2 separate regions of the Homo sapiens genome follow, and region 1 is linked to region 2. Evidence: read pairs that join two places in POLR2A ChIA-PET (ENCODE). Cell type or tissue: MCF 10A. All regions are shown on one strand. Links, peaks and the distances in the headings refer to the core of each region. The heading gives the core; the rest is flanking DNA. Region 1 holds the start of LOC124905140 (a long non-coding RNA gene). Region 2 has its middle 280 kb from the start of LINC01644.

What was found. Peaks named below come from ENCODE experiments on the same cell type or tissue, not always from the same donor. Only the 100,000 strongest peaks of a DNase experiment are listed, where the experiment ranks them.
Region 1: POLR2A ChIA-PET joins it to region 2 with 5 read pairs; 2 of 35 experiments call an interaction of 5 or more read pairs at or near these places.

Annotation. Positions count from the first base shown.
Region 1 is chr22:47,141,265-47,146,638 of GRCh38, forward strand. The region is part of intron 12 of TBC1D22A (TBC1 domain family member 22A); the gene reads left to right. It overlaps LOC124905140 (a long non-coding RNA gene), which reads right to left and starts at 3,038. Exons shown (of 3, transcript XR_007068141.1): 1 at 2,943-3,038; 2 at 2,651-2,825; 3 at 1-394. In MCF 10A, for the core only: no CTCF peak of the experiment used is centred there; a DNase peak (open chromatin) is centred at 2,157.
Region 2 is chr22:47,206,839-47,212,212 of GRCh38, forward strand. No RefSeq gene overlaps it. Among named protein-coding and RNA genes, the nearest start is that of LINC01644, 280 kb to the right of the region's middle. In MCF 10A, for the core only: no CTCF peak of the experiment used is centred there; no DNase peak of the experiment used is centred there.

The DNA of each region.
Region 1 (5,374 bases), core at 101-5,100, 66 kb before region 2:
TTGTGGGAGCTACAATTCAAGATGAGATTTGGGTGGGGACACAGCCAAACCATATTAGCCTGCAACCTTGATCAGGTCACTCTGTCCTTCCTCGCCCAGTCCCAGAAGCAGACAGGTTCCCATCGGTAGTCCTGAGAGTTGCCACCTTGCTTTTTGCCTTCCCCTTACGCACGCATTTATAATCCTCGGACCAGCTCTCCCACAGAGGGCAGTTGTCCCCAGATCAGAGCTGAACTTGCTTGGAGCCACACAGCTGGTATGTGGCACTGTGAGTGGAACCCAGGGCAGCCGACTCCACGTCTGGGCTTCCAGCTTCGTCGGCTGCCCTGACTTTCCTCCATGTCTTCCGGAAGGCCCTCCCAACTGCCTCACTCTGAAGCAGGGCACCATGATTCTGTAAGGAAATGAGATTTGAGCCACACGCCTGTTTGTGCCACACACCTGCTCTTTCCTACGTTGCTTGTAGTGTTTTCCCAGAAAGGTGGGAAGAAGGAAGAAGGGAAGGAGAGAAGGAGGGAGAGAACAAAGAAGGAAATGACGTGGATAATATCTTAAACACTACAGTTTTTTAATATCAAATTCCACTAGTTCCAAAATAGAACTTAGCTGGATAATATTCTGAGTTGTGGCTGGAATTTCTGTTCTACCAAATGGTTGTCTGGCATGAAACGTATTTGGATTTTTATGGATCAATTTTATCAGTAACAGTGCTAGTTGGACATAAGCAACATCAGCCTCCTGTGTGCTGGGCCCACTAGTAGGCACTGAGAATTCTTCCCACATCTGCCACAGCTCTGGCCCCTGTGGCTCTTTGCCAAGGTCAGCTCCTCATAGGACTAGCTCCCTCCAGGTTCCCAGTAGGAAGATGGGACCTGTGGAGCCTACTTTCAAGCCTACCCCAGAAGCTGTTTACTTTCCCATCCATCCACCCACACACCCATCCATTCACCCACCCACCCATTCACCCACCAACCCATCCATCCATTCACCCACCCACCCACCCACTCATCCACCCCATCCACCCACCCATTCTTCCATCCATCCATCCACCCACCCATCCATTCATTCAGCCACCCACCCATCCATCCACCCACCCACCCATTCTTCCATCCATCCGCCCACCCATTCTTCCATCCATCCTGCCACCCACCCATCCATTCACCCACCCACCCACCCATCCATTCACCCACCCACCCACCCATCCATTCACCCGCCCACCCACCCATCCCTTCACCCACTATGCATCCATCCACCTACCCATCCATCCACCTACCCATCCATCCACCCACCCACCCATCTATCCACCTACCCATTCACCCACCCATCCATCCACCCATCATCCATCCATCTGCACATCCATCCATTCACCTGCCCACCATCCATCCATCCATCCATCCATCTACTCACCCACCTATCTACCCACCCACCCCCATCCATCTACCCATCCCCCATTCATGTATCCACCCACCCACCCCATCCATTTATCCACACATATGTATACCACCCACCCCCCATTCATCCTTCTATCCACCCACCCACCCACTCATCCATCCATCCTCCTACCCTCCCATCCACCCATCCATTCATCCACCCATCCATCCATCCACCCATCCACCCACCCACCCGACCACCCACCATTCAGCATTTATTTGGACACATACTCTGTTGCTCTCAGTCAAGCACTGTGGAGTTCTGAGCCTTTGCCCTCAGAGGAGGCAGACTCTGGTCCTGTGAGGGCCTGCTGGAATCATGCACAGGCCTTGAAGGTGACTGCCTGGTGGAGACATTAAGAACCACCCAACTCCCCAGAGGAAGGTACTGGGAAGAGAGTGCCCCACCTAAGCCTTGGCCTCAAAAGGACCTTTTCTCCTGGAAGCCCCCGTCTCTCTCTCTCCCAGAAGGGGAATCATCCAGGTGGATCGGTACCCTGGAGCCACCCCTGTCCCCACCTCTGCCCTTAAGAGTTTGAGCCAGACTCAGTGGAGCAGACTCTGAGGTCTACAAATCGACGGAGACCTGACAGCAACTTTTGTGCCTGTAAGTCCATAAATCTCTGGCCTGAGTACTTGGCAGTGACCCTTTAACATTCCTGAAAACAAAGAAAAGGTGTCCCAATAGCAGAGGATTTGCAGCCAGGATTTTACTGGAATTAGGAAGTAGAAGCCCTGCCGCGCTGGCTAGCTAATGAGTTTTGAACCGCTTCCAGGAATAAGTGTGAGTTTAGAATATCACCATCAGTGCAGTGGCCCTACACCTTCCGGGGAATGGTGCTCCACCTGGAATGATACTTAGGCACTGCCTCACGTGCAGAAAGCCTGTGACTGAACAACAGAAACTGGGTCCTGGGAAATGCAGAGTTCTTTCCAGTGGGCAGCCCTGCCTGCAGGGTCCCCTGAGCTCTCTGATGGACACCCAGCTGACCCTAAGCTCTCTGACGGGTGCCTAGTAGCTCTGCATGCATCGCGTGTACCCAGCTGAGCTGTTGATGCTCCAAGGTCCTGTCAGAGGCAGCTGTTTGAGCATTGGTCCCTGGAGTTGCCAGAGGTGCATGAGGAGGGCTGGGCCCGGAGGTGAAGGTTGACAACTACAGCCCTCCGCTTCTCCTGCAGAGATAGAAACACCGGAAACACGTGGAGAGGTGTGCACTTACGGCAGGCCCGCTGCCTTCTTCTGCTCCAGCATCCTGTGTCCTGCTGGGCTGGCCGTGGTGCCTGGCCACACTCCGAATCAAGCCTTTAGTTGGTGATGTCCAAAGGCCCCTCCTCCAGCACTCTGCACCCCTGGTTCAGCCCGATGTCCCTAGACGGTGTCAGGGGATCCTGTACCTGAAGACATGGGAGACAAACCATTCCCAAACACCAGGGAAAGGGTGTCCCAAAATATCACTGTCTCTCTAGAGAAAGGAACCCCTGCACACACCCCACCTGAGCCACCGTGCTCACTTCTCATCGCTGTCAGAGCCGTGCACTTGGGCTGCCAAGACCTGTGAGGACCAGCGGGTTTCTAGTGGCCGCAGCCGCCCGTTTCCCTTTCCAGAGCTCCTCTCTCCCAGAGGACGGCGTCCAACCGGAAAGGTCCTTTGTGTTTGGAAAGGGCCCTTTTCTGGCACAGGCTACAGCATAAAGATGAAGAAGTGAGACCACTTCTACCATACTCCAGAACCCACCAGCCCCACTTTGGGGGGCCCTGAGGCCTTGGGTCGCCACGCAAGGCGGTCTGTGTGACTGCACCAGCGTCCCTCCTTGGCCCCTGTGCTTACTGAGCCCCTGTCTGCCTGGCGTGCACACAGTATACAAGCACATACGCGCATGCACTTAGGGCACACTCAGGGGCTCTCCAGAGTCAGTGCCCACCACCTGGAGGCGCGTCGGTGTTACTGTCTCCAGTCAGCACTGGCGGGACTTCACGGGTGCAGCCCGTGAAGGTGCCTGCTGGCTGAGATCCTGGGACTGGGTGCAGCCCGTGAAGGTGCCTGCTGGCTGAGATCCTGGGACTGGGTGCAGCCCGTGAAGGTGCCTGCTGGCTGAGATCCTGGGACTGGGTGCAGCCCGTGAAGGTGCCTGCTGGCTGAGATCCTGGGACTGGGTGCAGCCCGTGAAGGTGCCTGCTGGCTGAGATCCTGGGACTGGGTGCAGCCCGTGAAGGTGCCTGCTGGCTGAGATCCTGGGTCTTGGGGTCTGGAGGCGGCTGAGCCGTTTGGTGCCGCTGGACCAGAGCCATGTAGATGTTGACTGTAATCGGAACTACCTTGGTAATGGTGGCAGACGTTAATAAGCGCGCACCACGTGCCGGCTGCAGCGTTTTTCTGTGCATCTCCCCTTATTCTCACAGCAGCCTGGCAAGGGCAGGGCTGTTCACACCTGTTTACATCTGGGGCAGGTGAGGTGCCAGGAGGTGGATGACCTAGACCTAGCCCTGGATCCCCACCTGCGTCTTCTGCCAAAGGTTGGCCCAGGTGGATTGGGAAGGTGCTGGTTCCTCTGTGGAGAGGCTCGGCGTCATCCTTTACGTGCCCAGGTGACTGCCAGGGCCATTTTCTCAGGTAGTGACCCGTCTGGCTGGTGTTGGAGGGAGTCGAGAGGGCCGCTGCTCTGTGGAAGGAGGACCCTGAGTGGAGAGGTCCTCGGCCCAGAGTCCTTCTTAGCCAGCACCTTTGACCTCTTAGGACTGTCATCACAGGTGTGGTGACAACCAGAAATGCCCCAACTGAGAATCATTGACTGAGGGTCACTAGCCTGAAAGATTGAATTGCCTTTAAGACATGATATTACAAAAGCATCGTCATATGAAGTGGTGATCAAATAATACGCAGCCAGAAGGCAGGGAAAGGGCTGTCCTGGAGGCATGCTAGGCAGTTCGTTAGGAGAGGTATTCTTGTTTTAGAGTTTTTTATGTTTATGGTATTTGCCAGCTTTTAAATTTCATAGTTTGTTCTGATTTTTTTCTAAGTAAGCACCTACCTGCACTCCCAGTTTTGAACTCAGGTCTTACGTTCTTTTTCTTTCTAAGAGAAGGTTTCCACATTGTGTAACCTTCAGGGCTTACACAGCCTGGGTCGGCCTCAGCCCATTTGAGAGTCAGCGGAGTGGATTATCTGAAAAGTAGGGGTTGACTAGGAGGCCACGGTGTGGGGACGCACTGGATTGCTGGCCTGTCCCATGCTGTTCCTTAAAGCAGGGGTTGACTGGGGGCTGCGGCACGGGGATGCACTGGATTGCTGGCCTGTTCCGTGCTGTCCCTTAAAGCAGGGGTTGACCAGGAGGCCATGGCGCAGAGATGCACTGGATTGCTGGCCTGTCCCGTGCTGTTCCTTAAAGCAGGGGTTGACTGGGGGCCGCGGCGCGGGGATGTGCTGGATTGCTGGTCTGTTTGTGCTGTCCCTTAAAACAGGGGTTGACTGGGGGCCGCGGCGCGGGGACGCACTGGATTGCTGGCCTGTTCCCTGCCGTCCCTTTCACCCAGGGCTCCTCGCTGTGTTCTCGTGCTGCTGGCTTGCCTGATAACCTCCAAACCCGTTCACGCTAGTCCTTGGGTGGAATTGTTAAAAGGGTTGATGAACTCTCTCTCTCCCCAGCTCAGAGTCCTGCCATCAGGTTGAAGCCTTTGATTACAGTTGCTAGATAGAATTGATGAAGAGACAGCAGAAGAGACGTTAGAAAAAAATCTATAAGCTTTATTCCCGAAGAGAGAAAGCCCAGACCCGTGGCTCCTTTGGGCCAGGCCAAGAAAGCATTGGCAACTGTTATCTCTAATGTCCTCACCACCCATGGCACAACTCAATCTCCACCCCAGGCAGCCGGCACCGATGCCGCTCTGTAATCATCCAGAGATAATCAAATTGGATTAGCTTTCAGAGTGGGCTGCAGGAATTGAT
Region 2 (5,374 bases), core at 55-5,054:
GCCTTTGAACTGCCGCTCTGGGCACACTGCCCATGGGATAGCCCTGCTCTGCAAGGAGCAGCACCTCTGGTACCACTTCAATAAAGACTGCTGTCTAACACCACCAGCTCGCCCTTGAATTCTTTCCTGGGTAAAGCCAAGGACCCTCCCAGACTAAGCCCCAATTGTGGGCCTGCCTGCCCTGCATCATGGGTGTTGGACTCCGGGTGGTTTGGAAGTGCTGGTTCTAGTATCAAAGACCCACACATGGATGTAGCTCAGAATGCTTTTGTGCCCGGGAAAAAGTTTGGGGTGATGTGGTTCTGTCACCTAAAGGGTCAGTCAGCTGGGCTGGTGAGAACAATGCTCTTGGCTGGAAGTAGCAAAGAAAATTGCGAGTCACTTTCAGTTATTTTCTGCCTCTTTCATGGGCTTTTCTAGACAATTTCCTTGTTTTCTTCCCTTGAGGTCTGGTCTCATTCTTCCAGCAATGACGTGGTGGATTTAAAAAACGTCCACCATAGTCTTTTGCCATTCCTCCCTCCAAGAAACAGAGGCTAATTTCCTACTCTCTTCACACATAGAATATGGAAGAAGTGGCAGTGAGGAACTTCCCAGGCCAGGTCAGAAAAGGCACTGTGGCTTCCCCTCTGTCCTCTCTTGATCACTTGCTCTAGGGCTCCTGCTGCTGTGGTGTGGGACCTTCGAGCAGCCTGTGGAAGTCATCCTGTGAGGAACTGTGGCCTCCCCCAAGCAGCGCATATTGGAGGCAGAGGCTTCAGCCCCAGTCAAACCCTCAGATGATGGCAGCCCCAGCCAACGTCATGACGCAGCCTCTGGAGAGACCCTGAGCCAGGGCCACCCACCCGAACTTACCCTGGATCCTGACCCACAGAAACTGCAAGTCGATAAAGGTTTGCTGTTGTTTTAAACTGCTAAATTTTGGAGTACTTTGTTATGCAGCAGGAGATAACTGACACAAATACTAAGAGTTGAGAACTTTTATTAAGCCTTTTCTTTGTGCCAGGCACTGGGCTAAATGCATCAAAAGGATCTCACCATCTTCCCAGCAGCCCACAGGGAGCAGAGGTTTTCATTACCATCATTCTCAGAGGACACGACTGGGGCTCAGAGAGGGGAAGAAACCTCTCCAGCTTGCACAGCTGGTAAGTAGTGGGGCTGGCGTTTGAACCCAGGTCTGCCTAATTTCAGAGCACTTGTTTGCGTCCAGCACGTGATCCCACCTGTGGTGTGATTCTGTGCCTAGCCGTTCCCCACCCCCTTCCTCCAAACATAGGGCTGCTTTCCTGTCCCAGGTGCAGCAGGTAAACCCCTTCGCACCAGGTGTCAGCGATGGCTGCAGACTGGGGACTCCCCCATTGGCGCTCCGTGCAGGCTGGCCTCGTGAGGAAAAAGTTACCAAGTTTGGGGCCAGAAGATTTGATCATGAGCCCCAGCTGTCAGTCAATGGTTACTGATCCCAAGCTTGCTGGGCTTCAGTTTTACCATCTCTGAGCTGAGAAGGATGTTCAGGGCTGGGTCTCCTTGCAGGGTGGCTCTGAGTGCTCCCTGCAGAGAGAAGGACCGTGGCTGCCTGGGACGGAGAGGGGCTCAACCAGCTGGGAGTCTTCAGTGCTGGGCCTAGGGCCACCTTATCTTCATCTCCCAAATGCCACTTTCAAAACAGAGTCATTCCCCAAATGGATGAGACCCCAGCACAGGAGAAATGCATGACAGCCAGATAATAAACCTGCATATCAGAACTGTCAGATCGTCTTCAGAGCAAAAGGCAACATGCTCTCCCGAGGTAAGATCCTAACTGTTGTCAGGAACATATGCCAGGGGTGGGGGGTGGGGAGCGGCTCAGGACGCGGCGCTGGCAGCCCCCAGCCCATCAAATTCACTCCATCTATCTCGGGCTGGGCCGTTTCATCTTGAAAGTCGCAGAGCTTAAGCATTTATCAGCAAAGCACCTGCTTCTGTTTGTTCTGCGTGATTTAGTGTATTTATCGCTGTGCTTTTGAAATGCCTCTTTGGTCTATCTCTGAGATTTTCCCCCTGGACTCCCCGTTAAATTAATCAGATTCTGCTCCCCTCCAGTCCTACCTCTGCCTGCTGGCACTCCGAGGGTGGGTCATTAAATGGCCGTGCATTTTGTTTTTTTTTTTCCTCCTGGCGAGGGAGGTGTTTGTTGAGGGGCGGTGGGGAGGGGGTCCCTGGGGATGGTCGCTCTGTGGGCTTCCCCAGTGCAGGCCGCACAGTGAGCAGAGGCGTTTCCTGTGATGAAGCTGGACAGGCCCCTTATGCGTCATCTCGCCTGTTTACATGGCCTCAGCGTTTCCCACATTTTCTCTCTGGCATGCTCTGGAGCGTAGTGGCTTGGGGAGCAGGACATGGGACAAGGTGACAGAGCAGGTGGATACCGGGGTGGAAGTGCAGACCTTTGGCCCTCTGGAGGAAGAATGTGGGGCTGGGTGGGTTGGGCTGGCCAAGGACCAAGCCCGGGTGTCCCAAGTTTTGGGGACTGTGGCCATGTTCCTCCTGGCCACCAGCCAGGGGCCACACCTGCCAGCCCGAGTGGTGGTCTTCAGCCCCTTCCCCACAGGGCGGTTGCCTTTGTGGGATGGGATGCTTTAGGAAGGGAGGCTCAGAACTGTCCTCTGCCCTGGGCAGGAGAGGCCTCCTGCGCCTGCCCCACACTGTGGGCCTTACCAGAGGGGCTTATGGGGAGAAGCTGAGTGGATACTTTTATGGAGGGCTGGGGACCGAGCCCCAGAGAGGTCTCCACACTCTCCAGGGATGCACCTGCCCACAGGGGAGGGCCAGCTCCTGCCATCCAGGGCCTGGGCAGGGGCCCGAGCAGGAGCGAAGCTTATGGGGCCGTCGGTGTCTGTGGGATGAGTGGGCTTTGCTGGGCCTGAACCCAATGTCGTCAGCCAGCTGCACAGCTGCTGTGGGCACATGCCGCCCGGGAGGGTTGGTGACGATGGGTCCTGTGGGGTGGCCATCCAGGGCTTGCCTCTGTGGTGGGTCAAAGTGCGGGCCCTGTAGTGGTGGCTGCCAGGGTGTTGTCGTGTGGCTGCCGGCCCCACCTCTCCAGGAGCCATCCTCAGTCATTATTTGACATTGGGTGGGGCATGGGTGGGGCAGTTCCAGCGGGAGGTGCACAAGCAGCCCCAGCCAGGCCCACATGATGGCCACTCTCAGGTTTAATTCCTGAACCCAGAGACAAAGGCTGGAGAGTGGATCTTCCTCAGAGCCCCTTAGCTTCCACCCTGCCCTGGTGCCCCCTCATCCTTGCCCTCTTCTCCCCTGGACAGGACCCAGAGTCCTCCCATCAGTTCCCATTGCCCACAGCCAAGAAGCCCCACTGACCCCTCATTCCTCCCACACCAGCCGCGAGGGGACAGTAAAGCTTTGAGCCTAGCAGGAAAGGGACAGGCTGTGGGACCCCCATCTCGTGGACACCCTTCTTCCCTCGGCTTGGAGCGCTCTGTCTGCGCCATTTTCCCAGTGCTTTGGGAATTCAGCCGGGGCCTGCAGGCTCTGAAACATCTTACAGAGGCCCACCACTCACGGCAGCTCCGCCGCACACCCACGTCTCTCCATACTCCGAGACGGTTGCTTGTACCCATTTTGCAGATGGGCCGAATGGGCTCGGGGATGATGTCATTGCCTTGTCTCTGCCTCAGTTTACTCTGTTTGAAGAATGGAGCGCGGAGGGAGTAAATGAGTTGGGGCACAGGGAGCTCCTGGAACGATGCCTCCCCCACACAAACACTCGTGAGGGTTTGCTGCTCTTTAGTTGTGAGGATTTAATCCATTATTATTGTTATTATTTCAGCATTTGCTGTTATTTTCCAATGATGATGAAGATGATGGTGAGGAGGGGCTGGCATTTCCGGGGGAGGAGGGGCAGTCTGTCTGCCTTCACAGTGCATACTCCTCCCTGAGCTGTGCACAGCCCCTGTCCTCAAGTATCGTAAGGTTTGGGAGACACGGACCTGTGTGTAGACAATTGCGAAGGCACATCCACCCCTAACAGGGTCAGCAAGGTCCAAGTCACCTGCAGGGGCAGGGCAGGGAGGAAACAGCCACGCGAAAGTGTAGAGAACGAAGGGAAGTAAGCGCAAGCTCTAAATAAAGCCCAATTTTAACTGTTTTAGCTCCTTTTGGGACATCTCCCAGTATGTTCCCAAGACAGCAATGAAAAGGCACCCTTTCCACATTGGGACCTGGTGCCGTGCTGTTGTAAATGCTGGGACTCAAACATGTGCGTGTCCACACTGACCGTCCACACTCAAATATGCACGTGTCCACACTTAAATATGTGTGTCCACACTCAAATATGTGCGTGTCCACACTGACCGTCCACACTCAAATATGTGCCTGTCCACACTGACCGTCCACACTCAAATATGCGCGTGTCCACACTTAAATATGTGCGTGTCCACACTCAAATATGTGCGTGTCCACACTGACCGTCCACACTCAAATATGTGCATGTCCACACTGACCGTCCACACTCAAATATGCGCGTGTCCACACTTAAATATGTGCGTGTCCACACTCAAATATGTGCGTGTCCACACTGACTGTCCACACTCAAATATGTGCATGTCCACACTCAAATATGTGCGTGTCCACACTGACCGTCCACACTAAATATGTGCGTGTCCACACTGACCGTCCACACTCAAATATGCACGTGTCCACACTTAAATATGTGTGTGTCCACACTCAAATATGTGCGTGTCCACACTGACCGTCCACACTCAAATATGTGCGTGTCCACACTGACCGTCCACACTCAAATATGTGTGTGTCCACGCTGACCGTCCACACTCAAATATGCGCGTGTCCACACTTAAATATGTGCGTGTCCACACTCAAATATGTGCACGTCCACACTGACCATCCACACTCAAATATGTGCGTGTCCACACTTAAATATGTGCATGTCCACACTGACCGTCCACACTCAAATATGCGCGTGTCCACACTCAAATATGCGCGTGTCCACACTCAAATATGTGCGTGTCCACACTGACTGTCCACACTCAAATATGTGCATGTCCACACTCAAATATGTGCGTGTCCACACTGACCGTCCACACTAAATATGTGCGTGTCCACACTGACCGTCCACACTCAAATATGCACGTGTCCACACTTAAATAAGTGTGTGTCCACACTCAAATATGTGCGTGTCCACACTGACCGTCCACACTCAAATATGTGCGTGTCCACACTGACCGTCCACACTCAAATATGCGCGTGTCCACACTTAAATATGTGCATGTCCACACTCAAATATGTGCGTGTCCACACTGACTGTCCACACTAAATATGTGTGTCCACACTCATATGCGCGTGTCCACACTGACCGTCCACA